Regions from separate parts of the Mus musculus genome. Here regions 2, 3, 4, 5, 6 and 7 are each linked to region 1. The links are chromatin loops, found by intact Hi-C in ENCODE. Cell type or tissue: heart. All regions are shown on one strand. Region 1 holds the start of Bclaf3 (Bclaf1 and Thrap3 family member 3). Region 2 overlaps Map7d2 (MAP7 domain containing 2). Region 3 overlaps Map3k15 (mitogen-activated protein kinase kinase kinase 15). Region 4 overlaps Sh3kbp1 (SH3-domain kinase binding protein 1). Region 5 holds the start of Eif1ax (eukaryotic translation initiation factor 1A, X-linked). Region 6 overlaps Map7d2 (MAP7 domain containing 2). Region 7 has its middle 20 kb from the start of Sh3kbp1.

What was found. Hi-C counts contacts between places; a loop is a spot of excess contacts. Peaks named below come from ENCODE experiments on the same cell type or tissue, not always from the same donor. Only the 100,000 strongest peaks of a DNase experiment are listed, where the experiment ranks them.
Region 2: a loop joins it to region 1, with 3 times the contacts of the local background. A loop is called at or near these places in 3 of 42 quality-filtered maps.
Region 3: a loop joins it to region 1, with 3 times the contacts of the local background. A loop is called at or near these places in 4 of 42 quality-filtered maps.
Region 4: it touches region 1 in a loop (9-fold over the local background); 12 of 42 quality-filtered maps call a loop at or near these places.
Region 5: a loop joins it to region 1, with 6 times the contacts of the local background. A loop is called at or near these places in 2 of 42 quality-filtered maps.
Region 6: a loop joins it to region 1, with 3.0 times the contacts of the local background. A loop is called at or near these places in 3 of 42 quality-filtered maps.
Region 7: it touches region 1 in a loop (10-fold over the local background); 9 of 42 quality-filtered maps call a loop at or near these places.

Annotation. Positions count from the first base shown.
Region 1 is chrX:159,530,693-159,534,692 of GRCm38, forward strand. Bclaf3 (Bclaf1 and Thrap3 family member 3) reads left to right here and starts at 1,976. Exons shown (of 12, transcript NM_001033472.2): 1 at 1,976-2,143. In heart, a CTCF peak has its summit at 1,833 (motif pointing right); DNase peaks (open chromatin) are centred at 1,919 and 2,619; H3K4me3 peaks cover 1,438 bases; H3K27ac peaks cover 712 bases.
Region 2 is chrX:159,440,551-159,444,550 of GRCm38, forward strand. Map7d2 (MAP7 domain containing 2) reads left to right here. Exons shown (of 17, transcript NM_001081124.2): 2 at 3,373-3,450. Among named protein-coding and RNA genes, the nearest start is that of Map7d2, 28 kb to the left of the region's middle. In heart, a CTCF peak has its summit at 1,784 (motif pointing right); no DNase peak of the experiment used is centred here.
Region 3 is chrX:160,114,456-160,118,455 of GRCm38, forward strand. Map3k15 (mitogen-activated protein kinase kinase kinase 15) reads left to right here. Exons shown (of 29, transcript NM_001163085.4): 20 at 604-787; 21 at 1,430-1,595; 22 at 2,064-2,238; 23 at 3,200-3,385. Among named protein-coding and RNA genes, the nearest start is that of Gm39547, 22 kb to the right of the region's middle. In heart, a CTCF peak has its summit at 2,463 (motif pointing left); no DNase peak of the experiment used is centred here.
Region 4 is chrX:159,959,475-159,963,474 of GRCm38, forward strand. Sh3kbp1 (SH3-domain kinase binding protein 1) reads left to right here. Exons shown (of 18, transcript NM_001135727.2): 15 at 2,291-2,419. Among named protein-coding and RNA genes, the nearest start is that of Map3k15, 27 kb to the right of the region's middle. In heart, a CTCF peak has its summit at 3,972 (motif pointing left); no DNase peak of the experiment used is centred here.
Region 5 is chrX:159,370,357-159,374,356 of GRCm38, forward strand. It overlaps Eif1ax (eukaryotic translation initiation factor 1A, X-linked), which reads left to right and starts at 1,822. Exons shown (of 7, transcript NM_025437.5): 1 at 1,822-2,059. The coding sequence starts at 2,044. In heart, a CTCF peak has its summit at 1,640 (motif pointing left); DNase peaks (open chromatin) are centred at 1,625 and 2,285; H3K4me3 peaks cover 2,576 bases; H3K27ac peaks cover 1,320 bases.
Region 6 is chrX:159,450,985-159,454,984 of GRCm38, forward strand. The region is part of intron 3 of Map7d2 (MAP7 domain containing 2); the gene reads left to right. Among named protein-coding and RNA genes, the nearest start is that of Map7d2, 38 kb to the left of the region's middle. In heart, no CTCF peak of the experiment used is centred here; no DNase peak of the experiment used is centred here.
Region 7 is chrX:159,605,503-159,609,502 of GRCm38, forward strand. No RefSeq gene overlaps it. Among named protein-coding and RNA genes, the nearest start is that of Sh3kbp1, 20 kb to the right of the region's middle. In heart, a CTCF peak has its summit at 1,596; no DNase peak of the experiment used is centred here.

The DNA.
Region 1 (4,000 bases):
ACTTACACATAATAAATAAATAAATAAATAAATCTAAAAAAGAAAAGAAAAGAAAAGAAAAACACGAGTGAATGTAAAGTCCCCAAATGAGAAACTCTGGAGGTAGGCCCCAACAAGAAGAGCCTCTGTGTGAGTCTGATATACACTCAAGTTGAAGAAGCAGTTCCTATCATTTGTATTCCCTGTAAGGCAGTTGAATAGTGGGATTGTGGGTAGCTTAAAATGTGTTTGTCATGATCTGTCAACCTGACTAGATTGAGATGCCTAGTGACACACTTCTGGGTGTATCTGTGGGGGTGTTGTCAGAGATGATTGACATGCAGGAGAGCAATTGAGGGGGAATGTAGCTGTTCTGAATGTGGGTGGCAACATCCCAATAGGCCTGGGGCTCCAAAGGAAAAAAGGTGGAGAAATGAAGATTCCTAGCCAGCGTGTGCAAGCTTTATACTTCTTCAGCAGATACGTCTAATGGCCACGGCATGTTCTGTGGCCACCAGATTCCAGAGTCTTTAGCGTCTCAACACTAACTCACACAGAGACTCTCTAAGAAGCTTGTAGGCAATTACAGATGCCACTTCTTCTGAGACTTCCAGCTTTCTTGGACTGCATAGCTAACGTAGTTTTGCTTCTTCCGGGGGCCAATAGTCATTGTTTGGATTATCCAGGATCGAATGTGGGTCCTACTCTAACAAATCCTTCTTTTGCAGTTGTGTATGTGTTTGTGTGTGTTATGAGAGCTTCTTGCTAGCATGCTTGCACACCGAGTGCACGGTCCTGGGTTCCCTCTAGATACAGCAGGCAGAGAGTGATAAATGGGGGTGGGGGGGTGGCGATCCTAGGGAGATAGATTTATTACTATAGTGCTTGCTTTGCAAGGATCAGGACCTGAGTCAGAGCCCTAGACCTTGTGTAAAAAGAGACAGGCATGGTGGCACATGCTTGGAACTCCAGTAGTGGGGAGGCAGAGCTAGGCAGATTCCTGGGACTTGCTAGCCAGCCAGCTTAGCCTACTTGGAACGTTCCAGGCCAGTGAGAAACCCTGTCACCCTAAACAAAGGTGGACAATCCTTCTCAAGGAATGACACCTGAGGTTGCCCTTTGACCTCCCCCCACACCCCACACAGGGGAAGTATACATGGACATACAAACAGAGCACTATAGGCACAAAAGAGGAGGAAAATGAGGGTAGAGAGAAAGGAGAAAGAGAAGAAAATAAGAAAATATAAAAGAGAGGAGAGCAGAGAGGGGTTGGTATTTATTGGGACCATTAACCCATTTGGAAAGCTCAGAAGGTCCCGTTTTCCAAGCAGACCCTTCATTTGAGGCTATGGGAAATGGTGAAAAGTTGGATGATTGGTTGCAAATTAAATAGGTGGGGACAGAGGTCAAGGAGAAGCAGGCTCAGATATATAGATGGGCCACATAAAGAGCTAGACGCTAGCCGGGCAGTGGTGGCGCATGCCTTTAATCCCAGCACTCGGGAGGCAGAGGCAGGCAGATTTCTGAGTTTGAGGCCAGCCTGGTCTACAAAGTGAGTTCCAGGACAGCCAGGACTATACAGAGAAACCCTGTCTCGAAAACCAAAAAAAAAAAAAAACAAAAACAAAAACAAAAAAAAACCTTGGCCGATACCTCTGCCTCTATCTGCGGATACTGCACACAAGGCAGGAAGATCAAGGGAACCAAGTTGAGGGCTGACTTCTAGGCCGCGATCCTCAACTCCAGAGTCCCAGACTTGCACCACCTGGGGTGCTTCTCTTCCTTCTAGCCAGATCAACTCGCGAGCGCACTTTAGTCTCTCAGGGAACCGTGGGAGAGCGCAGCCAGCAGAGGGCGCTAGAGAGCCCGCGGGCGCCGTCTGGGCGGGGCTGGACCCGAGCTTCTCCTCCTTGAAGGCAAGTTTGGGCGGGAGGCGGACACTGTGGGCGGGGCCAGAGGGGGTTGGGACCAGACCATTCCGGAAGGAAGTGGTTCCGGGTCCCGGCCCGCGGGGAGAGCTGGGTGCTGGTTGGAGCAGGAGGCGGGAGCTGCGCGACGGGCGAGGCGGTGAGGGAGCAGCAACAGCGGCGGCGGCTGTAGCGGCGGAGGCTTCGGCGACGGCGACAGCGACAGCGACGGGCTCTGGTGACGACTTCTCTGAGGGGTGAGCGGTCCGGGGAGTGGGCAGAGTGAGGAAGCCCGAGCCTGGGAAGGAGGGAGGGTGTGTCCTTCGCCCACGAGTGGCGGTTCTCACGGTGGCGGGCGGGAACGGGACTGCGGGCGGACTTGGCTTCTCCGGGGACCTCATCCCTTCTCCGGTTCACGCTGGGGCCAGCGCCTTCCCTAAGCGGCTGCCGCCCCTCGAGGCTCAGGCTCCCTTGGCGCGCCCGCTTGGCTCTCTGCCCTGAGGGGGGGTGGGTTCTGAGGCTGTCCCCGCCGGTGCTATTCCTGAGCCGCCGCCAGCTCGGGCACCTGCCCGCCCCCCCCCCCAACCCCCAGGTCTGCCCGCCCACGGCGGCGGGCAGGTGGCGGCGCCAGGCTCCTGCCGCGTGGGTCCCCGGGGACCAGGGAGGGGGCGGTGCCGGGAGGCTGAAGCCCGAGGACGCGGAGCCCTCCGGAGCGGAGCGATGCTCCCGGCTTTGTCCGCCAAAGATGCTCTGGCCTCGGGAGCCGCATCCTCCGCGGACAAGGTCAAAGGCTAGTTAGCTAGCGCAGACCTCCCTGGGAGGAATTCAGTCAACTGGGCCACCGGTCAGGACCGCCCTAGAGAAACTTAGCCCTCGAAATATGCTTTTTTTTTTTTGTTTGTTTTGTTTTTTTTTTTTTTTTTGAGTTACACCTTGAGTGACTGCTTCTCTGGAACACATTCCAAACGGCCAGGAGAAAATAGGGCCCTCGAGGCTTCCGGTCAGGCTACCTTTTTAACTTTTCTTTTCTTTTATAAGCCTGGAAAGAAAAGCTAGGCCCTTCCCCATGGCAAGCAAGCACTCCACCGTAGAGCTATGTACCTTTTGAGATAGAGTCTCACTCAACACAGGATGCTGTTTAACTCATTCTATTGGTCAGGCTGGGCAGTCCTCGAACTTTGTACCCACTCTCCATCCTGAGTAGATTATAGGCCTGCGTGGCCAGGCCTGGCATATTTAAACTTTTCTTTTTCCCTAGATGTGAACAGGTCCAAAACTTTAAAAGGCTTGTTTGTTCATTTATGTTGAGGCTTTCTTTTTTTCTTCCTTTTTTTTAAAAAAAGGGAGTCTTTAAAGAAAGGATGGTCTTGAACTCACAGTGTAGCCAAGGATAGCCTTGAGTTTCTGACTCCCGGTCTCTGGCCCCTAAATGCCAGGGTTGCAGGTGCATGCCAGTCATGTTTGTTTTATTTTCCTCGGTTATTGATAGCAGTTCAGCTTCCCAGTTACTCCGTGTTCTAAAAAAAATAAAACAAGTTAGTAAGGGTTTTTCTAAGTGAACAAAGTTTGAAGTTATGACTTACTTGAATTATATCTGATTACCTTGTCCAAATCACTTAACTTTTTCTAAGGTATTTCCTCAGCAATGAACAAGGGATTATAATGTGTGTCTTACCTTTTAGGGTCATATGAGACATTTATGAAAGTATATTTCACATACTTTGTCTTACTTACTGCAGGTTTTACTTTCTTGTAAAAATTTCAGAGCACAGAAGCATTTTTTTTTTGTTTTTTTGAGACAGGGTTTCTCTGTGTAGCCCTGGCTGTCCTGGAACTCACTCTGTAGACCAGGCTGGCCTCGAACTCAGAAATCCACCTGCCTCTGCCTGTGCCTCCCTTGTGCTGGGATTAAAGGCATGGGCCACCAACACCCGGCGCACAGAAGCATCTTGAAGCACAAAAATTTTAAATGTAAACTTTTGGAGCTGGGGAAAATGGCCCAGTCAGTAATACTTGCTGTGGAATCATGAGAACTGGGGTTAAGATCCCTTGTACCTGAATAAAAAGCCAGCAGCAAAGTATTTATCTCTAATTCCAGCTCTCAAGAAACAGAC
Region 2 (4,000 bases), 90 kb before region 1:
TGTGATAATCTCACATGATTCCTCTGTCTTAAATTTAGCTGTTTTGTTGTGGGTAGTATCTGATCAAGTCCGTGGACATTTCATTTATTTTCCAACTCTTTTTACATTGAGATGAGCCCAAAGGTCTCTTGTTAGCCTCTGGAAGTTTGTCAGTAGTCAAAAGGTAAAAGCTGGAGATAAGTTGTTTAGCTTTTCTTTAAATAGAAAGTTCTTGAAACGTTTAGACCATTAAATAGGAGAGACATATATGCTGTGAGGAGGAAGAGGGAGGAGGAAGAGGGAGGAGGAAGAGGGAGGGGTTGGGACCTTAGCTTTCTTAGCCAGTGTTATAGTTAATGTTCTATTAATGTGAAGAGACATCATGACCAAGGCAACTCGTATAAAACAAACCATTTAGTTGGGAAACTTGCTTACAGTTTCAGAGGCTTAGTGCATGATCATCATGGTGGGAAGCAGTCAGACTTGGCACTGGAGCAGTGGCAGAGAGCTTTACATCCTGTCTTCACAGTTGGCAAAGGGGGTGGAAAGGAAGAGGGAAGGGACCTTTGAAACTTCAAAGCCCACTTACAGTTGCAAACCACCTCCAACAAGGCCACATCTTCTAATTCTTCCCAAACAGTTCCACTAACCTGAACCAAGTATTCAAATATATGAGCCTATGGGGGCCCCTCACTTGTCACTCAAACCACCGTACCCAGTAAAACTTCAATCCTGATTGAACTCACATACTGATTTTTTTCATCTGACCCAGAGTAACTAAACTTGAGGGGAAAGAGTCACAGGAATGACCTTTCAGGCTTCTCCACCATTTCTATGCAGTAGAATAGCAATCCAATGTGTGCTATGTGACCTAGGAACTGAACTTCTACTTGTTTGTCTTTGTGTAGTTCATGGCTGCCAAATGGATAGCACAGAGATTCCACCTTACCCATGTTAGGCTGTTTTGCTTTGCTTTGCTTTGTTTTGCTTTTTATTAGTGCAGCAAAGCTGAATTGCTTGCTTAAGCCATGAGGAACCTAAGTTGAGTCTTACAGCTTTCACCCATTCTCCAGCCAGCATCAGTCTCTAAGATAGCATGGAGTAAATATTTCCAAACCATCAGTCTGAGAGAAGAATAATGAGCTGAAGGGATACTTGCTGCATCTATGCACAGCTGTGCCCATACTTGGCTCTCAATACTGCCTATTTCATACTTCTCTGTCAGACTTGTACTTCTTTTCCAGACTTTCAGGCTCATGGGATCAGGATATGATTTGTTAGTCTGCTGAATCAAAGCACCAAAGAAGGTGCTACATTTCCTTTGAAAAACTGGTCATTGAAAGTGAGAGTGTTCGAGTCAAGTTCCCAGGTTAAATAGAATCCAGTTTGCCTACTTTTAACCATGTGACCTGGGACAAATTAATTAACCTTTTTGTACTCCTGTTTCTACACTTGTAAGATGTCATCATAGGGTGGTTGAGGCCAATAAATTCATATAGTGTACTTTGTTCATAGTGGTGTGTGTGTGTGTGTGTGTGTGTGTGTGTGCATGCGCGTGTGTAAAACGTAGCATGGATTTCAGGCTTGCCTTAAACTAGCCCTATAATTGAAAATGACCTTCCTGCCTTCACTTCTCAAGGACTGAGATTAAAGGCATGTGCTATCACCACGCGTGGCTGCAGTTGGTCCATAGTAACTGCTTGTTTGTTACTTCTGTTATGATGAAGCTGCTGCTGACCATGTCCCTGATCATAAGGAGTTTCTAGAAGGGAAACTTGTGTCTTACATGTGCCCACAAGAGGGCAGCCTGAGACCTTGCATGTCCATGGAACAGCCTTCTGGGGCAGCTTTTTGACCATTTCTTTTTCCTTCCAGTTTTTCTTTGTCTAGTTAAAGAGCATTTTGATCATTCCCCTGACTTGCCTCATATGTAAAGCAGGTTTCTTATCATCAAGACAGAGGCTCAGGTCGAGAGTAGGTACATTGGCTGCATGTGACTAGGCCTCCCAGGCTTTTTATTTTTTTAAAAGCTTTTCAGACAGAACAAATTATTCCGAGTGGAACTTAAGATAGAGACTAAAACCTAAATTAAGAAAAGACCTTATGTTTTCTTCTTATTCCTCTATCAATTTCAGCACTATGTGTGTGTGTGTGTGTGTTGTGTTGTACACCCTGTGTAAGAGGTAGTAGTTGGACCTAGGCAAACCTAGGGCAGTCCCAGTTATATATCACTTTAGAGGCTGCCAGGGAGAGGAAGTTACTTTTCTGTACAGGAAAGAAGGATGAAGTAAGGGCTTCACAAGTGGTATGGGAGCATGGAGTATCATGGATCTTGGAGCCTAGAAGGTGGACGAGGTTAAAAAGATGGCAGTGTTGGTGTTGGTGGAACGAGGGGCAGGCAATGTAAACTAGAAGATATTAGTGGAGGGGAGAAGTGGTGAGGTCAAATTAGATAAGGAGTTGAAGTCACATTGTTGACGGTTTGGAATGAGTTGGAGTTGGATCTTTAAATCCATGATGACATTCATTTTGTTGGCAGTATCATAATTAAGAACTGACTAAAACTAAACATGAATTATGTCAGTTTGTAGTCAAGGACTGAATTATTCTTGTAATTGTCCCTCCAAGGGACAATTAGCACTTATTTATTTAATCTTGAATTTAGAAAGTTTTTTAGGGACATGAAAGGAGTGGGGTATGGATATGGAGATGCAGGGATATTTCTTAGACATTTGGGGGGATAGGTATTATTCATTTCATCTTAACTGTTACAGACATTTGCATGCTGTGTACATAGAAGTATATTTATTTTTTGAAATTCTGAGATACTAAGATTGACATCAAAGCAAATTTGTCAGAACTAAAATTAAATTTGAGGGATACATTTTGCAGTGGTCTAAAGTACTTATATGTATTTGCCACAGTTGACTTATTTCAGAACATGAAATCTTTTTCAACTGTATAATATTTGATATCCAAAATCATATTCACCTTGTGGCTTTTGCTCTCCCCTAAACTATTCTGCCATGGACCTTCAAGCCAGATTAGAATAGGACTAATGAGTGTCTCTGCATACAGCTAGGTTTCTGTGTCACTTAATTGCATTTCTGACCCCTCCAGGTCAGGCCTTGGGACAAAGATTAGCTAAAGGACTCTTGTCAGCACCACTACACCACACGTTGGAAAGCACAGGTGGAAGCCATGACTGCTGCCCTTGAATTGTTGGGGCTGGCTGAGAATGTATGATAGGAAGTGAGTTCCTTGAAATGAATAGGTGACAATGGATAATGTGTATGTATGTCCAGACGAAGAGGGACATGTACCCAACCATCTCTAGCACTCAGTAGATAAAGAAGAATAAAAAAACTGAAAATTATGTTTTCTATCTCACAGGAATGGATGGATTTTTAAAATCAGATGAGAGACAAAGATTAGCCAAAGAGAGACGAGAAGAAAGAGAAAAATGTCTGGGTAAGTTGTATACTTTGGCTATTGAAGTTCACAAAAGTAGAAAAGTAGAAATGAGGTAATTTCTAAAGGTCTTTAGAAATCTGTGAATGACTGGAAAGAGAACTAAGACTGGTAGACGAGTCTAGAGGCTTGAGTGTGAACTCACACAGTAACTTGCATGATAACAAAAGCTGGAATTAATAAACCATTCACTCACAAAATATTGACCCTCCACTATATCCTAGGCAGGATGCTTGGAGCTATGGACAACAATTGCTGCCACTGAGGGGGCGGGGGTGGAGAGATGGTTCCATTGTTGTTGTTGTGTTGTTTTGTTTTGTTTTGTTTGTTTTTCCAGACAGGGTTTCTCTGTGTAGCCCTGGCTGTTCTGGAACTCACTCTATAGACCAGGCTGGCCTCGAACTCAGAAATCCGCCTGCCTCTGCCTCCCAAGTGCTGGGATTAAAGGCATGTACCACCACTACCCTGCCGTTTCCATTGTTAAGAATACTAACTGCCCTGTGCTCAGTCCAATGGACGGCTGTGAGCATCCACTTCTGTATCTGCCAGG
Region 3 (4,000 bases), 580 kb after region 1:
GAGGCAGAGGCAGGTGGATTTCTGAGTTCAAGGCCAGCCTGGTCTACAGAGTGAGTTCCAGGACAGCCAGGGCTACACAGAGAAACCCTGTCTCGACAAGAAAAAGAAAAAACAAAACAAAAACAAACAAACAAAAAACAGAGTTAGTTGGCTATTGGTCTTTCAACGTTCTTCTCAGGTTTACCCCTGGGTGTGTCCAACTGGTGGCCTTGCTGGGGCAGGACCGTGTGACAGGGCAAGATACAGCAGGGAGGGATCAGTTACTCTTTCCATGTAGTTGTCTATCCTGGCTCCCTTCTTCTACATTGGTGGTATCCGGGTCCCAAGAGCACGCTCTCCCAGGCTTTATCAGCCCTAGGTCCTGAAAGCCTCACCATATTGCTCTCCTGACCCTTTCTTGGTATAAGTCATGAGAAGCTAGCTAAGACTTCAGGGAAGGGGAAGTTGACTCCATTTGTAGATGGGAGGAGCAGAAATGTCATGTAGCAACAGGACATCTAAATAAATGTCACCAAGCTTTTCTCATGAGATGGCAACTTCCATTGAAAGTGCACGCACCCGAATTCACCCATGCTGACATTGTTAACTGTCCCTTCAATGCAGGTAGGGATGTTTAAGATCCACCCTGAAATTCCAGAGGCCCTTTCAGCTGAAGCCAGAGCCTTCATCTTGTCTTGTTTTGAGCCTGACCCTCAGAAACGTGTCACTGCTGCTGACCTTCTCCAAGAAGGGTTCTTAAGGCAGGTGAACAAAGGCAAAAAGAACCGAATTGCTTTCAAGCCTTCAGGTAAGGCTGACCTGGACAGCTGGGGTACGCCCCAGGTTTGAGTTTCTCTCCTGCTCAGAGAAAGAAATTGGGGCCCTGGAGTACCATTCTTGCCATGCTAGGCCCACTTCTGTGAAGAGCAGCAGTAGTCCTCGCAGAGGTTTGGAGTATACAAACCCAGCCAGTTGTCCACCTGTTTTCTGACAGACACAGGGAGCGTCACGTTGATCCCGTTCCTGTACTTCAAGTACTTCTTTGAGGAATGTGAAGAGGAGGAAGGCAAGAGGTCTCTTGTCTGGGGTTTTGTAACTTTCCCACATGTAGAGCCTGCTGCTTCTGGCCTGTCATCCTGTGTTGATACTGACCTTACTAAAAGGACACACAGGCTTTCTGGGGAAGGACACATTTACATGTAGTTAAGTCCTGTCTGTAAACTAAGGTTGGCCTCTAAAAGAAAACACGTTTTCCTCTTTTCGTTGAGTGGGTAAGTCAGAGGCTGTGACAGTGTGGCTCACCAAGTCGCTGCCTTACTGTGAGGCCCGCCTCAACCCTACATTTTCACTAGGATCCTTCTACTAGACAGTGTAGCAGTGGATTAGAGGAGTCCGTGATTAACAGGTCCTTGTATGGGGGTCTGGCCACTCTCTGGCTGTTTCTCCACAGAGGGTGTTCGGAGTGGCACTGGTACTCTGGCTCTGCCTTCATCAGGAGAGCTTGTGGGCAGCAGCAGCAGCGAGCATGGCTCAATCTCCCCAGACTCGGATGCCCAGCCTGATGCATTCTTTGAGAAAGTCCAGGTGCCCAAACATCAGCTCAGCCACCTTCTCAGGTACTGTCATTGTCTCTTGTCCCCCTGTGGCAGTCCTCTGAAGGATACCAGTTGTTCCTCAGTAGCAGAACACTTGCTGGGTTACAGAAAGGAGTTTTGCAGGGAAGCAGGGTGACCAAAGAGACTTGTCTTCACCCAGTGTCCTTTTTTTGTCCTTTCTCTTCTCTGGTTGTCCCTGTTCTTCCTCTCTCCCCTCCCCCCTCCACACTTCCCCTTTCTAGTCTCCTCTTCCCCTTACCCTATCTGCCTCCCTGTCCTCTCCCTCTTCTCTTCCCCTCTCTCTGGGCCCCTTATCTCCTTATTTCTCTCCCACTAGATACCAAGGGGGTAGTCAAGAAGGGGAGAGGGGATACCACACACCTTACCCACCAGCCTTTTTCCACAATTCCTCTTCTGGAGTCTCCCCAAAGGGCACAACATGCTACCCTTCCCAGACACACAGAAATTGTTGACGATGTTTATCTGCAGTGTCCCAGATGAAAGCCCAGCCTTAGATGACCGAAGCACAGCCTTACCCCCAGAGGAGAGGGACCCTGGTCTCTTTCTGCTGCGCAAGGACAGTGAGCGCAGAGCCATCCTTTACAGAATCCTTTGGGAGGAACAGAACCAAGTGGCTTCCAACTTGCAAGAGTGTGTGGTCCAGGTACAGGCTGCGGAAAGGCATCTGATAATCCTACCGACTCTGCCCAGTTCCTCTCTCCAACAGGTGTAAACGGGACAGCAAAGTGTCCTACATCCTGGGACATTCTCATAGTTGTAGTGATTACTATACTTATTGCCCAACACCCTTCTCTTTCCTGACAAAAAGGAGGTTTTCAGCTTACTGCAATGCTTCCTGGCATTGGTGTGCTGGTGCTGCCCTCTGGTGGAAAGCAAACTGGATGTCAGCTGAAAGCTCTAAGAGGCTTAGCACTCCCTTGGTCTCCCCCTCTCCCCTTATATGACACACTGAAGCAATGGATCTCATCCTATTGAGTTGCAAACCCCTTGGGGTCACATATCACATGGTATGGATAATTCATAACAGTAGCAAAGTTAGTTATGAAGTAGCAACAAAAGTCTTCAGATTGGGGGACCACAGCATGAGGAACTGTATTAAAGGGTTGCAGCATTAAGAAGGTTGAGACCCACTGTGCTAGAGCCTACACTCAGGAGAGAACAGGCACTGTAGGGAGAATGGTTATGGAAGAAAACCAAGTTTGAAGCAGGCCAAAGTAGTAGCAAAGTGTTCTCTCTCCCGTTGTTATAGACAGGAAGATACTTTGAAGAGAGGCCATTGTCCTGCTATGAGCTCTACCTTCCCTAGCCCTCTGTAGAGTGGTCAGACAGGAAGCAAGGACCATTCCCAGCTGCCTTAGTGCTGACATTTTCTGTATACCCACCTCTTGGGGAGGATCCCCAAGACCTCCAGGAAGGGTATGATGGGACTCAGGAGCATCCTTACTCAGGAGCTTCCACAATTCCATTAGCAAATGGACTGTCTACTTTCCCACAACGCATTTGGAAATTCCTGCCTTCCCTCCGACTCACTCAAATGAAAATGATTTTCGTGTGTGTGTGTGTGTGTGTGTGTGTGTGTGTGTGTGTGTGTGTATCATTTTCAGAGTTCAGAAGAGTTGCTTCTCTCAGTTAGCCACATCAAACAGATAATTGGAATCCTGAGGGACTTCATCCGCTCCCCAGAGCACAGGGTGATGGCAGCCACAATATCAAAACTAAAGGTGGACCTGGACTTTGACAGCTCATCCATCAACCAGATTCACCTGATTCTGTTTGGGTTCCAAGATGCTGTGAGTGCACTATCGGGCCCTGGAGAACATGATAGCCAAACCAGTTAGCTCACCCTGTTCTTCTATAGCACCCATTCCTTCTCATTTGTTAATAGCCTGAATCCCAAAGTTTGTAAACATTAAGCACATAGTAATAACATCACTTTGTGAAGTGTACCAATTGCATTTGACCACTGAGAGAGCATGGGATATGGGAATTTGCATTGGCCACCACAGTGGCTATACTTTTGTGCCTGTATGTTACTTCAATTATAAAGCCAGATCTGGTTTATCTTGTTGCATGCTCCCAATATAGTCAGTCTGTCATGTCATAGATGTTCAATAAATGTCCCTTGAATTAACAACCAAGGGGCCTGATGACACTGATCCCATCTTTTAGAATCCATTTTGACTTAGGGTCCATCTAGAGAAAGATTCATTCAGAAGAATGAACCAGACAGAAATCCAGGACAGCGCAGCACGATTCATCTCAGTGGGAATAGAAGCAAATTGAATAAGTCTGTTTCTTAAAAGTCCAATGGAGCTGGGCAGTGGTGGTACATGCCTTTAATCCCAGAACTTGGGTTTACAGAGTGAGTTCCAGGACAGCCAGGGCTATACCGAGAAACCCTGTCT
Region 4 (4,000 bases), 430 kb after region 1:
CTTATAATCTCCATCCAGATATACCAAGGGATTTAACCATTTGCGGATTTCTCGGGTTGTTTCTCTTTCCACCTCATCACTAGTCTCACCTGTGCTTTTATCATGGCGGGCGGAGGGGGGCGGGGAGCGGGGATGCCACTCCCTTCGAGCTCTCCCATCTAATGAGTCTGGAAGCATAGCTTGAATTGTCCTATTTTTCTTCCTTGTATGAACGACACCTAACTTTGTATTGATACTTTTTCTTTTTTTGAGATGAAGACTTGAAGAAGTGGCCTCCTTAAACTCTTTTAGAATTCTGTGGTAACTTGCCTTCTTTTATTTCTCCTGTGTTGACTCTACCCACCCCAGCCTTCACATACACACCCAGCCTATCCAGCTGCTTCTTGGCATGTTTGCATTCCTACTAGTCAATTCTACCACTAGTGTCTTCTCTATAAACCCTTCCTCATTTTTGTTTTCCTTCCTAGGCTTCATCAGTCTTTTAAGGTATAAGGAGCCTTGTGTCTTTCCAGAACTAAATATTAAGTGGTTCAAATTGTTCCCCTCTTGTTGAGACAGCCTGTGTTGAGAGATTTGTGTATTTTCGAGACCAAGTAATGGTAGCTGATCTCCACCCTCCTTTTAGGCTGTACAAGTTGTTTAATATCTTGGTCAACATATATTCATAGACATCTGTCCCCTGAGGACAGGGCACTATGCCAGGTGCCAAGGATACACATGGTAATGAGAAGGCTTCTTTTGGTGACTTAAAGCCTAACATCTTATGGAGAGTGATTTTATTTGGACTTAAAACCTTGGTGCTTTAATGATGTATAGTGTGCAGATTTTTGTCTCTCATTCTTATCCATCCCCATTTGGATGTACACTCGGAATTTCTTCTTCACTCTTAAAAGTAGCACCTGTCGGGGTTTTCCTAACAAATGGGATTAGTGGATAAGGAAGGCTAGTGGGGGAATAATTGAAGAAACACTAGTTATGGTTCCCTGGCCTGGGTGCTTTCTTACTAATTGGATCTGGTTATGTTTATAAACCCTAAAGGGCAAGCTCATGCAACATGCATTGTATAGAAGGAAGCTTTTTAAATCTTGAAAGGATCTGTGTATTGCATCCTGGTTGAGTAGGTAAGCCTATATTAATAAGAATGCTTGGTGTGAGAGGCCATATTTTTGGTAATTGGATTTTCAGATTAAGTGAAGATTAACAAATAAGACCTCTTGAAACAAAACCTTGACTTAAAAATCCCTCCCCATATTTTTTTTAAGTTTCTGTCTTAGTAAGCAGGATAAAAGGAAGAAAAAATATTTGTGAGCATAATTTTTCATTTTCAAATGGTAATTCTTTATTACCGTTAGAACCATTTATTACCTCAGGGTAGAAAGCAAAGCTGAATTTAAGCTTGCTGCAATGTATTTCTAGAAGACAATTTATTTTATAAAGAATCCTTGCAACAGGAACTCTTGATTTCATTTGTTTTGTTCTAAACTTGAAGCATTGTAGCAAAGGAATTACTTGTGACCAAGAGAATTCTGCTGACTTGCTCCCCATTCAGTTTTTGGGTCTTTATAGTGATTTCACAGTGAGGCAGAAAGGGCATGGGTGTAGAACCACATTTTACCCAATGGTACTGCCTTTCTATAAATAAATATACCTTAGCAAATACACACCAGAATGGGTGTTTACTGTCCATAATAATGAGGGCAGAGATTAGTAGCAAATACCAAAGGAGAGAGAGCATATGCTAGTGGGTAGGGCTATGCACTTTACTCATGATCCCCTGCCTCTAGAAATGGCCCCCTCTCAGATGCATCCTTCAAGGGACGTGTATGTGTACCACGTGTAGGGTCAAGGAATAGGAAGGATCCAGAGGAGGGTGAAGGAGAGGAGGCTATGAGGCAGTCTCCTATTGGCCATGGGCTATTTCCTACCATACTGCTAGCCCCCAAGAGCTGGGACCACTTATCACATGTTAAGGTACATAGTAACAAATGTTTGGAGAATAGAGAGACTAGGAAAAGCTATACAACAGATGGTTACATGGTTAAAGTGATTGATGGGCATCAGGGGCAGCTCCTAGATTAGCTTCTTCTGGCTTGGTCCAAGTCCTGCTGCTAGGTAGCCATATGGTTATCTGTTATAAGAAGATAACAGCATACTTTCTGCCTCACAGGGTTTTAGAGGCAGATCAAATAGAAATGATGAGTGCCTTGAGAAGCTAACAGCATCACATAAACAAAGCTGTGTCAGCTAAGGTATGATTCTGACGAAGGCATTTTCTTTTGGCTTTATCCAGTCTTCCCTTTCAAGCCCCGATATCTTTGACTCCCCAAGTCCCGAAGAAGATAAAGAGGAACACATTTCGCTTGCGCACAGAGGAATAGACGTGTCAAAGAAGACTTCCAAGACTGTTACCATATCCCAAGTGAGTGACCAGCCAGGGTGAAGTGTCCCTGCCCTTCCATGGGTGTACTAACAATGGGTTAGAAACCAAGCAAGACAGATAAACAGACAATGGGTATGGATGTTTGTCATTCTTTAGTGACAGTGATTACTGTAGTCATCACAATTCCTGAGACACGCCGGCGGTGGTGGCGTATGCCTTTTATCCCAGCACTTGGGAGGCAGAGGCAGGCGGACTTCTGAGTTCGAGGCCAGCCTGGTCTACCGAGTGAGTTCCCGGACAGCCAGGGCTATACAGAGAAACCCTGTCTCGAAAAAGAAAAAAAAAAGACAAAAACAAAAAACAGAATTCCTAAGACATGCTGCAGAGTCTCTGAGTTGTGCATACAGGTGTTTATTTTCTAGTTTCACTTATAGTCAGCGTTCTTCATCCTGTCACATTTATAAAAAAAAAAAGCCTTCAGACACCCCTGTCACCTGATCAACTTAAAAAGCTGTGGAGTATCTAGATAGACTACATTACATGTTGTGCTCTCTGCTCATAGGCCTTGTCTTTTATATTCAAAACTGGCAAAAAAATTATATATATGTATTTAATTTTATACTTACATTATCTCTTAAGGAAAAGTTGACTTGAATTCATGCTTTAGAGTAAATTTGGCCTCTAAAGCATTTTAATTTCACTCGGGGCCCAGGAAATGGTAAAGCTGATTTAAGTTGCTTGTTTCTGAGAAACAAAGAAAACATTGTTGTGCTAGCAAGCACCCACAGTCCCGCCTGCTCAGCAGGTTGAAGTGGGAGCAATCACTTGATTTGGGGAATTTGAGCCTAGATAGCATAGTAAATGAATAATCTCCATCTCAAGAAAGAAAGAGACGCAGAGAGACGTACACACGCAGGGAGACACAGGCAGAGACGCAGAGAGACACACGCAGAGACGCAGAGAGACACACGCAGAGAGACGTACACACGCAGGGATTAGAGGGTAGAGACAGAGACACCAAGGGAGAGAAGCGGGTGACCAGCAGAAGTGTGTCTCAGTGGAAGAATAGTTGCCTAGTGTGTGCAAGGCCCTGGGTGAGAGTCCCACCACAAAAGAGCATTGTTCAGCCAGTGCATGCAGCTTTGTAGAGGAAGCCTCTCCTGCGCGCTCAGATCTTCCTAGAAATAAATGACGACTTTTAAATTCCATCTTCTTCTAAGAAAATCGTCAGGTCGGATTGGGTTTTTTTTGGAATTTTAGCAACATTTTAATGTCTAGAAGCACAAAAACAGTAGTCATTTGAAGCAGTCATCAGCACAAAGAAATCAAAGGTTGGATGGGATTTTTCTCCTCATAGGTTTGAGTGTTTGCATTGCGGATTTTCTTGAAAATCTGATACAGTAAGCAGAACATGATCCTATAAAACAGATCAATTTTAATTACCCACAAAGCCAAGGCAGTCTTCCTTTTCAAAGGATTCTGTTTACTGAAATTGGATTCAGGCCAGTTTCATTGTTTAGTTTTCTGATGACCATAGGCATAACTTCAGTTTCCTGTTCTCTGTTATCTCAATGATGTCTCTACAGTGACACCTACTGGCTGATAGTGGCTTTTCAAGTT
Region 5 (4,000 bases), 160 kb before region 1:
ATCAGAAGTTCCTGCCACCTCAGACTTGGAGTGCTGAGTTAAAGGTGTGTGGTAACATGCCCGGTTTCCCCTGTCATCTTTTAATTACACTCTGAGAAATCTATCTGTCGCTGAGTTTCTCGGCAGGGCAGCAGCTGTAGGATGCTTGCCAGCATTTCTGGCCTCTACTCTGGCATCAACATCATTCCTTCCTACCTCCACTCCTGACAACCAGAAATGTCTCCAGACATTGCCAAATGTCTATGGTAGAGAAGTACTGTTGGTTCATTATACCTTATTTCTCTTTCATTTAGTCTCCTTCCCTAGAGAATGTTAAAATGCTAATGTTCCCAAGAGGATCATTTAAAATAAGCTTACCTTTAAATTTCTTTATATTATTGCCAGAATGGAGGGGTAGGTGTGGCTGTCAGAGGACAACTTTATGGAGTTGGTTCTCTCCTTCCACGAGTTCCAGGGACTCAACTCAGCTTGCCTGACTTTCCTGGTACATGCTTTTACCTACTGAGCCATCTTGCTGGCCCCAATAAACCTAGTTTGAAGTGAAGTTAGTTGTTCTGAGAATCTATGCAGTATTCCTTTGCTGGAACCACCAGAATAAAGAATGGGAGAGCGAGTTGTTTAAACATCAAAAATGTACGTTCTCTTGACTGTGTTGTGTGTTTTGTAGTCAGGGTCTTACTATGTAGCCCAGGCTAGCCTGGAACTCACTATGTAGCCCAGCTTTCCCATAGATTTGCAGGAATCCTCTTGCCTCAGTTTCACAGGTGCTAGGATTATAGGCATGAGTACCAGGCCCACCTACTATTTTGCTCAGTTTTGAAGATTCCAAGTCTAAAGTCAAGGTAGAGACAAATCTGGCTTCTTCTGAGGTCTTCATGGCTTGCAGATGATTACGGGCTCAGGAACTGGTTGTTCTTTTTTATGCCTCATTATGCCTAGGTACTAATTGCTTTTGTTTTGGTTTTGGTTTTGAGTTAGGGTCTCACTCTGTAGCCTTGGCTGGCCTGTAACTCATAGTTTACTTTCCTCTGCCTCCACAGTACTGGGATTAAAGGCCTATGTTACCATGCTAACGTCAAGTCTTGGCATCAAGTCTTAAGGATCTCATTTCAATATAGGCTCTTTAATGATCTTATATCCAAACAGAGTAATATACATACAGGTTAGAACTTCAGCATGAATATTGGGAGATTTGGACCCTAACATCGACTTTCTTCCATTCCTTTTATCCTATGTCTGCTGAGCAACCTACCATGTGCAGGCATTCTGTTGAGCATTATAAACAGACTTAGCTACAGTGAGTTAGGGACAAGATTTATTTTTAAGTATCATGCAAATATTCTATTAAAGTTTGGAAGAGGATGGCAGAAGTGCCTTCTCTCCTTCCCCCTTAGATTTCCAGCTTGGTTGGGCTGGTGAAAGGGCCCCATTAAAACTCAACTCTGAGGTTAGTGAGTCAGCACCTTGTCAAGCCTGGGGCTCACTTGGCTAGGAAGCCGAGATGATGCCCAAGCCAGCAGCCTGCACCACCTCAATTTCCCCTCCTCTCCTCCAAGCCTCCACTGTGACGCAGGGCCCGGGCCCCTCCCGCCCGGGCCCCTCCCGCCCCCTTCCGGACGCCGGAGGCCCCACTCCACCTACTGCGTGCCCACTGGCAGCAGTGAACGCCTCCCTGGCAGGCTTCTCCCTAGGCTCCCACCCTAGGACTGCCCCTTGGCCACGCCTGCGCCTTAGAGTCGCGGGAGGCTGGGCTCCGCGGGCGGGCGGGCGGGCGGGCGGGCGGGCGGGGGGGGGGAGGAGGGCGGGGAGGAGGAGGAGGGCGGGGAGAAGCCCCGCCCGCTGCCGCGACGCCATTTGCCACTGCCGAGCGTGGGCACGGGAGGCTCTCGCAAGCACGGGTGACCAGCCTCTCCTGAGCACGCTTCCCGACCTCCCGCACGGTCTTCGTGGCGCGCACTTCTCGGCGTTGCCCGTCGGAGTCACCGCAGTTCCTGCCGCCAGCCTGAGTGCGGTCCCACACGCTGCCAGCCAGTCTTTGCGGCCATGCCCAAGAATAAAGGTAAGGACGCCGCCGCCGGGACCGGGGCTCTGCTCCCCGCCGGCTCCCTGGCGCTGCTCTCGGCCTCGAGGTCAGCCCAGGCCTCAGTGACCTTCCTGCCATCTTTTCTTGCCTCTCCTCGGGCTGCATTCTCTGCGTCCTACTTGGAGCTGGGCAGAAGCGCAGGGAAGTTACTCCTGGCTCCCAGTTTGGCCACATTGGGGTGGAGCCGACGCCATTTTTTTTTGTAGGGCCTCCTGTGTGAGAATATGGGCTCGTGCCCCCGATTCGCGCCACATTGACCGCGGCGCCCGGGGGACTCATGGGAACACCTGCCTCGGACTTCTTGGGCTCCCAACACCTGGGGAGTTAAGCCCTGGGAGCCAATCTGAACTTTGAAAAAGGGTGATGCCTCGCTTGCTTTCGTGCCCATCTGGCACCTCCTCCCTAGGATTTTTTATGGACACTTAGTTGGTACTGGTGAGGCCGCACCCGTGTAGCCAGTGGCCAGTACTTTGATGCATTCGCAAATTTCATCCCTAGAGAATCACTTTGCTCCATAGTTTTACCGGGGCTTAACTTTTTCCACAGAGCCCTTGACCCACATTGAGCCAACTTTTCCACGTTTGCTTCTGATCGTGTATATATTTTGATAAATAAAAAAATGATTACAAATTCTAAGCAGAAGTGCAGCGTTCCTAAGATCATTCTCATTTTTATATATTTACAGTATTTTGTGGTGTTTTTTTTTTTATGGGATCAAATCTATCTTTACCAGCACTCTACCGCTTTGCTTTGCTCTGTCTGTCTCCAGGCTGCCCCGGAACCCTAAACTAACATTGAACTTGGGATTCGCTCGCCTCAGCTTCCCGAGTAGCTGGCATTACAGGCTTGCTATATTCGTTGTCCTCGTAATTTCTCAAAAATATAAAGTACAAAGTAGTGGAAAGCTTTTATTTCCCACAGGAGAGGAACACATTACACAGGATGAACTTGGGTGGGGGGAGGGGCGCACACCTTTACTCCCAGCACTAGGAAGGCAGAGGCAGGTGGATTGCTGAGGTCAATCAGCCTGGTCTACAGAGTGAGTGCCAGGGCTACACAGAGAAGCTCCCTTTTTAGAAAAAAAATAAAAATAAAGCCTTTGGGCAGAAGAGATGAACGCCTTCCTGGTTAAGAGAACCAAAGTTAGGTTCTCACACCCACATAGGGCTGCTCATGACTGCCTGTAACTCCAGCCCCAGGGGATCCAATGCCCTCTTCTGCCTCCCCCACCCCTCCACAATCACGCACACATTTAAAAAAAAACCATAAAAGTCTTTGCTCATTCATCCTTGGGACCTTGTCCCATGTCCACCCACTAGTATTCTCTTCTGCTTGAAAGTTGGTTCCAAGAAGTCAACTTAATTACTCTTTGTGCCTATCACCATTTACATTAGCCCACTGAGTACTTGGTCACAGTTTTGTGACAGATTGATTTAAGAGAGTCTTACAGTCCTTCCCCTAACTCTTCCCACAAATGTAACAGAGGACTGATTTGTCTGCCCTCAGTGGGAGAGAAGATGGTGGGGGTCGGGACTGAGATACACTCTCAGAGGCGGGATGTTGGGGGACAGTCAGGATATAAATAAAAATAATTAATTAATTAAAAAATTAAGTTAGGCCAGAGGAAAAAAGATAGTCTTGCTATGTGGCCCCAGCTGACCTTGAACTTGTCTCCATATCAATGCTAGGCCTCAAAAATGAAGGTTGCCAGTCTTTGTGCAAGGATTGTTGCTGATTGTCTTGGAAAAGGTGTGATTATAAGCATAATATGTTCACACTTTTCAAATTCCTACCTGTAGATGTCCCTCTTCCAAGATGGCAGCTGGACCACCTCAGTAGATGAGGGGTCTTAATCTCACCCTAACTCTAGTGACTACTAGATTTCCAGTTGTCACACTAGTTGTAAGCCCTAAGAAG
Region 6 (4,000 bases), 80 kb before region 1:
TTTGTCTTTTAGTTTGTTTATATGGTAGATTACATTTATAAATTTCTGTATATTGAGCCGTCCCTGCATCTCTGGGATGAAGACTACTTGATCATGGTAGATGATCTTTTTGATGTCTACTTAGATTAATTTTGCAAGTATTTGATTGAGTAAAATTGCGTCTAGCTTTATAAAGGAAACTGGTCTGTAATTCTTTCTTAGTTGGGTCTTTATGTGATTTGGGTATCAGGGTGACTGTAGTCTCATGAAACAAATTAGGCAGTGTTCCTTCTGTTTTTATTTTGTGGAATAATTTGAAGAGTATTGGCATTAACTCCTTAACTCCTTTTTTTTTGTTTTGTTTTAAATCTGGTAGGTTTCTATGCTAAAACAATCTGGCCCTGGACCCTGTGGTTGGGAGACCTTTGATGAGTGGCTCTATTTCACTGTGGCTTAGAGGCTATTTAAATTGCTTATCTGCTCTTAATTTAATGTTGGTAACTGGTATGTATGGAGAAAATTACCTTGTTTTGTTCTGTTTTGTTTTTTGTTTTTAGATTTCCCAGTTTGGTGGAGTTCAGGGTTTTTAAAGTATGCTCCTAATGATTCTCTGGATTTACTTAGTGCCTGTTGTGTGGAGTTATGTTCCCTATTTCATTTCTAACTTTTAAAAATTTTTAAAATTCTCTCTGCCTTTTAGTTAATTTGGATAAGAGTTTGTCAGGATTGCTAATTGTCTCAGAAAACTTAACTTTTAAAAAATTTTATAGATTCTTTGTGTTGCTTTTGTGTGTTTATCTGGTGAGATTCCCTTTGTGGCTTCCCAGAGAGTGCCTGCTGGAGTTGGTGACTGAGATAAAAACAGTGAGTAGTGGGAGGGAGGTTAGGAGGGAAAACTCTGTGTGGTCCATTGGAGATGTGGGCAGGGAGAAAGGAAGCAGGTGTTCTGCTGTCCAGCTGAGGATAAAACTGGAGGATTAGATTTAGAGGAGCAGAGGGAGCTATAAAGATTCCAGTCTGCCTACCTGCTTCCCTAGCCAGAGTCCACTTTCTGTTTTTTAGTTTTAAAGAGGACATAATGCACATTGACCATAGATTGAACCACCTAGTACAAAATAATGATTAGAAATGTGAAACTGTCTTCAGTTACTTTAGTTGACTTTGCTGGAGGCAAAACCAAGATAGAGTGCCAGAAGACATGGAACAGTCTATGCACTATTTTAAAAAGTCACATCGAAATAGAGGCTGAAGGTTCAGAAGTTCAAGTTTATCCTTGATTTCATAGACAGTTTGAATCTATGAAACTAACCTCGGCTATATTAGCCCATGTATCAATAAAAAAAAATTCAGGATAAAAATCCTAAAATGAAAACAAAACAAGATTCACATGGGTCTGGTGGTACAGCTCTGTAACCGTAGCTAATTAAGTGTTTAAGACAGAAAGATTAAAGGTTCAGGAGATGCCTTGGCTATAGCATAAGTTCAAGGATAACCTGAGCAATTTAGTGAGACTGTATCTCAGAGTAAATAGTTTTAAAAGAAGGCTGAGAGTATATATTAATGAGAAAGCAGTTCCCTAACACATGTGTGTCCCTAGGTTCAATCCTCAATTTTGGAAGGGGAAGCCAATGCATGAGAAGGTGTTTGGGTAGTTTAAGATAGATTTATCCTTTCTTAGCTTGTATGTTTTTCATGAGTCACTGGACTTGCCTATTTTCTTCCCATCCTCCTTTCCCTGATGACTTAGAGTTTGTCCCTTTCTCCCTTGCATTCACATTTTAATTCTTGACATCCTGCTGATTCAGGCAAAAGCCTGTAACTACTTCTTCCAGGAAAGAACACTATGCAGTGTCACATTAGATGGTTCTCTTGCTTCAGCACATCCTGCAATGTCACAAGGGTCCACTTTGGAGGCAATTTCTGTGCATAATTTTTCTTTATAGAACATTAGTGTTGGAAGCACTTAATGTAGTCAGTCTCATATTCCTTGTTGATGAAGGGATATTATGTTAGATACAGCCTAATCTGTAGTACTTTATAGTCTGGATATTTTCTGATTCTGTGCTTTCTTTTATCCTTAATATAATTGAGGATATGCTCTGACCACTGGTCAGCATGAAAACAACCTGAAAATGCTTTTCTATTTTTTCTAGGAACAATGTGGCACAGTTTTGGCAGGTTAGGTCTATGCAGAGAGCTGGGTTTTCTAAGGTTATTTAGCAACCCAAGGAAGGAGAAGCTTGCCTTTGTCACCTGCACCCACCTTCAGGGTCCCAGGAGACCCAGGTATAGTTTAAGGACTTTCCACACATAGGGTAACCAGTTCACTCCATCAGGTTAGTATACTGCTGATGCTAACTAAGACTTAATGTTTTCATGAGTGATCTCTGTGGAAGTGGGATTGCTCTACACTATGGAAGTTCTCCAAAGGAAGCCTTCAGTGATCAACTCAATGAAGAGCTCAATGAGAGCTGTTAAATGCTCAACAGCACGTGGCTATAAAATCATTTTTGTTGTTGTTGTTTTTGTTTTTCAAGACAGGGTTTCTCTGTGTAGTCTTGGCTGTCCTGGAACTCACTTTGTAGACCAGGCTGGCCTCAAACTCAGAAATCCTCCTGCCTCTGCCTCCCGAGTGCTGGGATTAAAGGTGTCTTCCTAAACTTATGTGTCCCATCACAGAAGTTGGTAGTCTCAGTATCCCTTAGTATCACATTAGGGGTTTACAAATGGCCAGAGCCAAATTTTAAAAAAAAGTCCTGAAACAAAGCCACTAATGATTTAGCTACATTAATGCCAGATCATCTGGAATATCATTTTATCAGGCAAAACCAATACATTGACTCTTAAAGGTCTTAAGAATTGGCAGGACTATGGCAGTGGCAGCAGTTTTCTTATGGAGGGAGCCCATGTCCAGTATCCACTTGAGACCCTGTCCTTAAACAAACTAATATTCTTAGTAGAAGTCACCTTCAGGTGACTTCCTATAGCATCCAAGATGCCACATACCTTCAGAATTTAAGTTCTAGAACAAGTTCTTCTAACTCAAGTTTTTGGTGGACAGTTCATTATTCTCATCTAATCTTTATTCAGTGTAGCTTCTTGACTAATTGCCCTGGAAGGTAGGATTTAGAAAAAGATCAACTCTTGATTCTTGTGCTAACAAATAACTAAGAAAAGCTTCTTTCAAAAAGTAGCTTCGCCTTTTCCGTTGGATTGACCCATCTAAACTTCTCACACTGTCATTGCTTAATGGCTAGTAAAACTCAAACTGGGTAGGTGCAAAACAAGAAATTTCTGAATTTATCCAAACAAAAACTTGACTCAGCTAAAGGCTGGCTATTCTTAGAGGGCCTTGGCTAACTACCTGGCTATATATAGAAATCTGTTTGTAGAGAGGAGACCTCTTGTGAAGAGCCCTATTGTGGACCACTGTGGGCTTGAGTTTCATCCTTGAACATGTATAGTAGAAGCAGTAGAAAAGGTATAGCTTGTTCTCTCTGCCTGCCCCCTCCCCCTCCTTTCTTCCCTTCCTTCCTCCCTCTTGCCTCTTTCTTTCTCTTCCTCTATTCTCTTCTCCCTTTTCCTCTTCCTCTCCTCCCCCCTCCCTTTCTTCCCTCTTTCTCTGACCACCAGACAACAGTGTCTGGATCATTCTGTACTAGAGGACTTTTCCTGATTGATTGATTGATTGATTTATACTAATTCTAGTTTTAGTTAAAATAGAACATAATGGATTTCATTTTCACATTTGCATATATATACGTATACATGTGTATATATATATATATATACACATGTATACGTATATATATATAAAAATATAAAATGGTATCTTGGCAATATTTCCTGCCCCACTACCTTTTCCTACTCCTCCTTCACCAAACAGTCCCTTTTCTATTTTCTATTTTTCTTTTCTATTTTCATGTTACATGTATGTATATATGTATGTATGTATCGTTTAATGCAAATTCCTCATCTGAAAGAAAAGTGTGATATTTTCTATCAGTCCCCCTTTAGTTTT
Region 7 (4,000 bases), 75 kb after region 1:
TTAATTAGAAATGGATGACATCATCATATATGACAACCTACCCATTCAAAGGTTTTCTTCAAGGGCTGGAGAGATGGTTCAGTGGTTGAGAGCACTTGCTGCTCATGCAGAGGACCTCACTTCAGTTTCTAGCACTCACATGGTGACTTATAAACCACCTGTAACTCCAGTTCCAGGGGCCCTCTTCTGGCCTTCATAGGTACGATGCACCCCGTGTACTTATACACATGCAGGCCAGATACTCGGACACATAAAAAAATACTTTAAAAAAAAGTTTTAAATGCATCAATAGTTTCAAATGAGCATGCATATATTTGCCAGACTATACTATAACATCTCCCATCTTCCCTCCCTCACCTCTCTTTCTCAGCCTGAGTGATAGCATTACAGAGGGATTCTTAGATACTAATGCTTACTGCTGCATAGGTCTTTACATCTATAAATCTTTTCAGCAGCCATATCTGGGAAACATATGCATACATGCTTATACATATTAACATATACATATGTATATGTTAGAAATTACTAATTTATATTGATACATCCCATCCACTCCCATAAGATTCCTCTGGGATTCCTGTCTTAAATGTTTGTTCATTTCACCCAGAGTCCCAACAACAGTCAATTCCTTCATCAGTCAATCATCCGATATATCTGCCAGTCAGCTTTTTGTCCTTGTAACAAAATGTTCTCAGAGATCTACTTTCAAGGAGAAAACCAGAACAAGTTTTACAAGATGGATGATGCACATATTTAATCTCAGTACTTGGGGGATTGAGGCAGGTGGATTGAAGCAAGTTCAAGGGTAACCTGGGTTAACAGAGCAAAACCTTGTCTCAAAACCAAACATGGAGAAAAGAGTGTTTCCCCCCTCTTAGTCTTAGAGATGATAGTATCTCAATCTATTCCTGTGGGTGTTAATCTAGGTTTGTTGCTTTGGACACTGTAATGAGACAGCTGGTTACGGCAGGAGCTGTTTCCCAAAACTATTTCCACCAAGAGACAAGGAGCAGAGAGAAAAGGAGAGAGCCAGGGTCCTCGTAGCGCCTTCTAGGCCACACTCCCAAACATTTTAAAGACTTCTCTCGAGACCCCAGTTAAGGCTTCCATCCCCTCCCAAGAGCACTCCCCTGAGGATCACACCTCCTACACACAAACCTTTGGGGTTAGAGTGCAACTGTAACATCTGTGAAATGGGGAGTCTGAGGCAGGCCACAGAATAGTATACGGCCACAGCACCCAGCTTTTCCCATGAGTTTCGGTGCTCTGAACTGTGTTCTGCATGCTTCAGAGCAAGCACTTGACCAGTTGATGCATCTCCTCAGAGCCTCAATTGGAGCACCTTTTCATTTAAAAAATACTAGGAAAAGGTTCTGGTTACAGGGGCACTTACCGTATTGAAACATTTTGTGTTTCAACTTGAGTTTTTACTATAAAACTCTCTGAAAACAGGTTTTGTCCCAGAAAAAAAAAGTTATTTAGCAAGCATCTCACCAAACGGACTGGGGATAATTTCTGGGTTCCCCCAACTACACCAGCAATTGGCGCTCCTGGTATTTTGGTTGATAATCTTCTAAAGCTTTCTTGCCCCACCTAATGGACAAAAGAGGGACTGCCGGTTTTTGTTTTGTTTTGTTTTGTTTTGTTTGTTTGTTTTTTAATGCTGCCTAGCAACCAGAGGACCAGCATCACACATCAAGGTGGAATGAGTTCATAGACCCTAGGATAAAATAAGAACAATATCTGTGCATTTGCGGCAATGGCTTTAAAGCACGTCTAAATGTCTAAATCACGTTTCCAGGTGCATGAATTACTAATGGGACTTGAGAGATGCTTTAGCAATGTCACTGTTCCATGCACAGTCTTTGATGTCAGGTGCTGCAGTTAGTCTGTAGGTTTTTCAGATACTCATGCTTGCATGGGATATTGTAAAACCTGGAGGTAAGCTCTTCTTGCTCTATAGGTCATGTATCGTTGATGGGGAAAGTTCTGAAAAGTGAGAAACTATACATAAGAACTTTAATTTCCCTTTGATTTCTACTACTTCTGACTACTCAGTAATAGCATTTAACAATTTGGTCTCAATCCTTGTCAACTTTTGGCATGTGTGTATCCACTTTGTAGGCACACATGTTTTCTTTCAACATTTCATAACACATACAACTTGCACAAATTAATGGAACCTCTTAAATACATGCATATAGCATACAAAGATCACATCTACCTTTATACTCCCACCATCATGGCTGTGGTGGTTTGAATAAGAACAGCCCAAATAGGCTCATATATTTGAATGTTTGGTCACTGGGAAGTGGCACTATCTTTCTCTGTCTGTCTCTCTCTGTTTCTCTGCTTTTCTCTCTGTCTCTGTCTGTCTCTGTCTCTGTCTCTCTCTGTGTCTGCCTGCCTTTCTGTCTGTCTGTCTCTTTTTTTTTCTAAAGAATATAAGTGATACATGTGTTACTTGTCTTTTTTTTTTTTTTTTTTGGGTAAAACCTTTTTATTAACTGACCCAAGCACTTCATTTTTTTTTTTTTCTGATTTGAGGTAAAACCATTAAACACAGCTCACAAGAAAATACAATGACTATTTAACTACAATTACAAGAGTTTGAAACCTCACTAGTTGTTCAGATAATACTTTTACAAATTTACACAACTGTAGAGTCTACTTAAGCTAGGTTTAGTATTAACCAAAAGAGTATTACCCAAGACCTAGACACCTGACGACTACTTTTGAAGTGACTACAAGCTTGTAACAACAGAAGGATTTAAGTGTTACCTTAGGAATGAATGTATTTTCCTTTCAAACTCACCCAGCTTACTTGTCTTTTTCTTGAGTCTTTTTTCTTCTTTTCTTAACATGATGTCTTATAATTCCATCCATTTTGTCTAAATTGACAGGGTTTCGTTCTTCTTTATGGCTAAAACATACGCCATTGTCTGTATGGTTTGCCTGCATGAATGTCTGTGTATGACTGGTGATCATCGAGGCCAGCATTGGGTCCCTTACTGCTGTTGTTACAGATGGTTGTAATCTGCGTGATGGGAATTGAATCCAGTTCCTCTGGAAGAGCAGCCCGTGCTGGTAAGCATGTAGCCCTCTCTCCTTCCCCTAGTTTTAGTTTCTGGAAGGAAGCTCCATACTGTCTTTCATAGACTTAGTTATATGACACATTTTCCTCCAAGTGCTTGACAACATTTGTTTTTTAAGTTTTGGGTATTTGTTTTTGTTTTTGTTTTTGTTTTTTTGCTATTGCTTTTGCTATTTAAAATAATAGCCATTCTGATGGGAGTAAGATGATATTTTACCGTAGTTTTGATTTGCTTTTACCTGGTAGATAATGATATTAAGCATTTTTCATGTATTTATGTCCATTTGTATTTTTCTTTTAAAAAGTTTAAAAGACTTGTTGATGAATATATGTGTTTTAGTTAGGGTTCAACTACTTAGTATAGCAAGGATGACATCATGACCTTGATCTGAGCCTTGAGCTTTGCAGAAGTTTGGTTGGTCGAGGGGTCCCTTTCAGAGTGTGCTGCAGGCTGTAGTTTTATGGCCTCCTGCTAAGCCGTTGGCTCTCCAGGCTTCTGATTGAGCCCTACCCTTGACATATCCAGTGCCTTGATGTTTCCTTTCCTGTTCTTGCCATTGGCAGAGGCGTCCCACATATTCCGTCACTAGCTCTTAGCAGGTTTGGGGAAGGAGAGATGGCCAACACAAGCTGTCAATGTGCTAGATTGATGAAGTGTAGTTTTTAGGATATTTACTGCAATTGTTAAGTAGTTCACGCTTCAAAACTATAATCACTTTAGATATTTATTTGTTCAATTGTAGCCATTACTTTTTCTAAACTATTAAAATAAGGAAACATAAAATAGTAAAGATATGACACTCTTTTTTATTAGATATTTTCTTCATTTACATTTCAAATGCTATCCCCAAGCCCCCTATACCCTCCCCCACCCTGCTCCCCAACCCACTCACTCCCCCTTCCTGA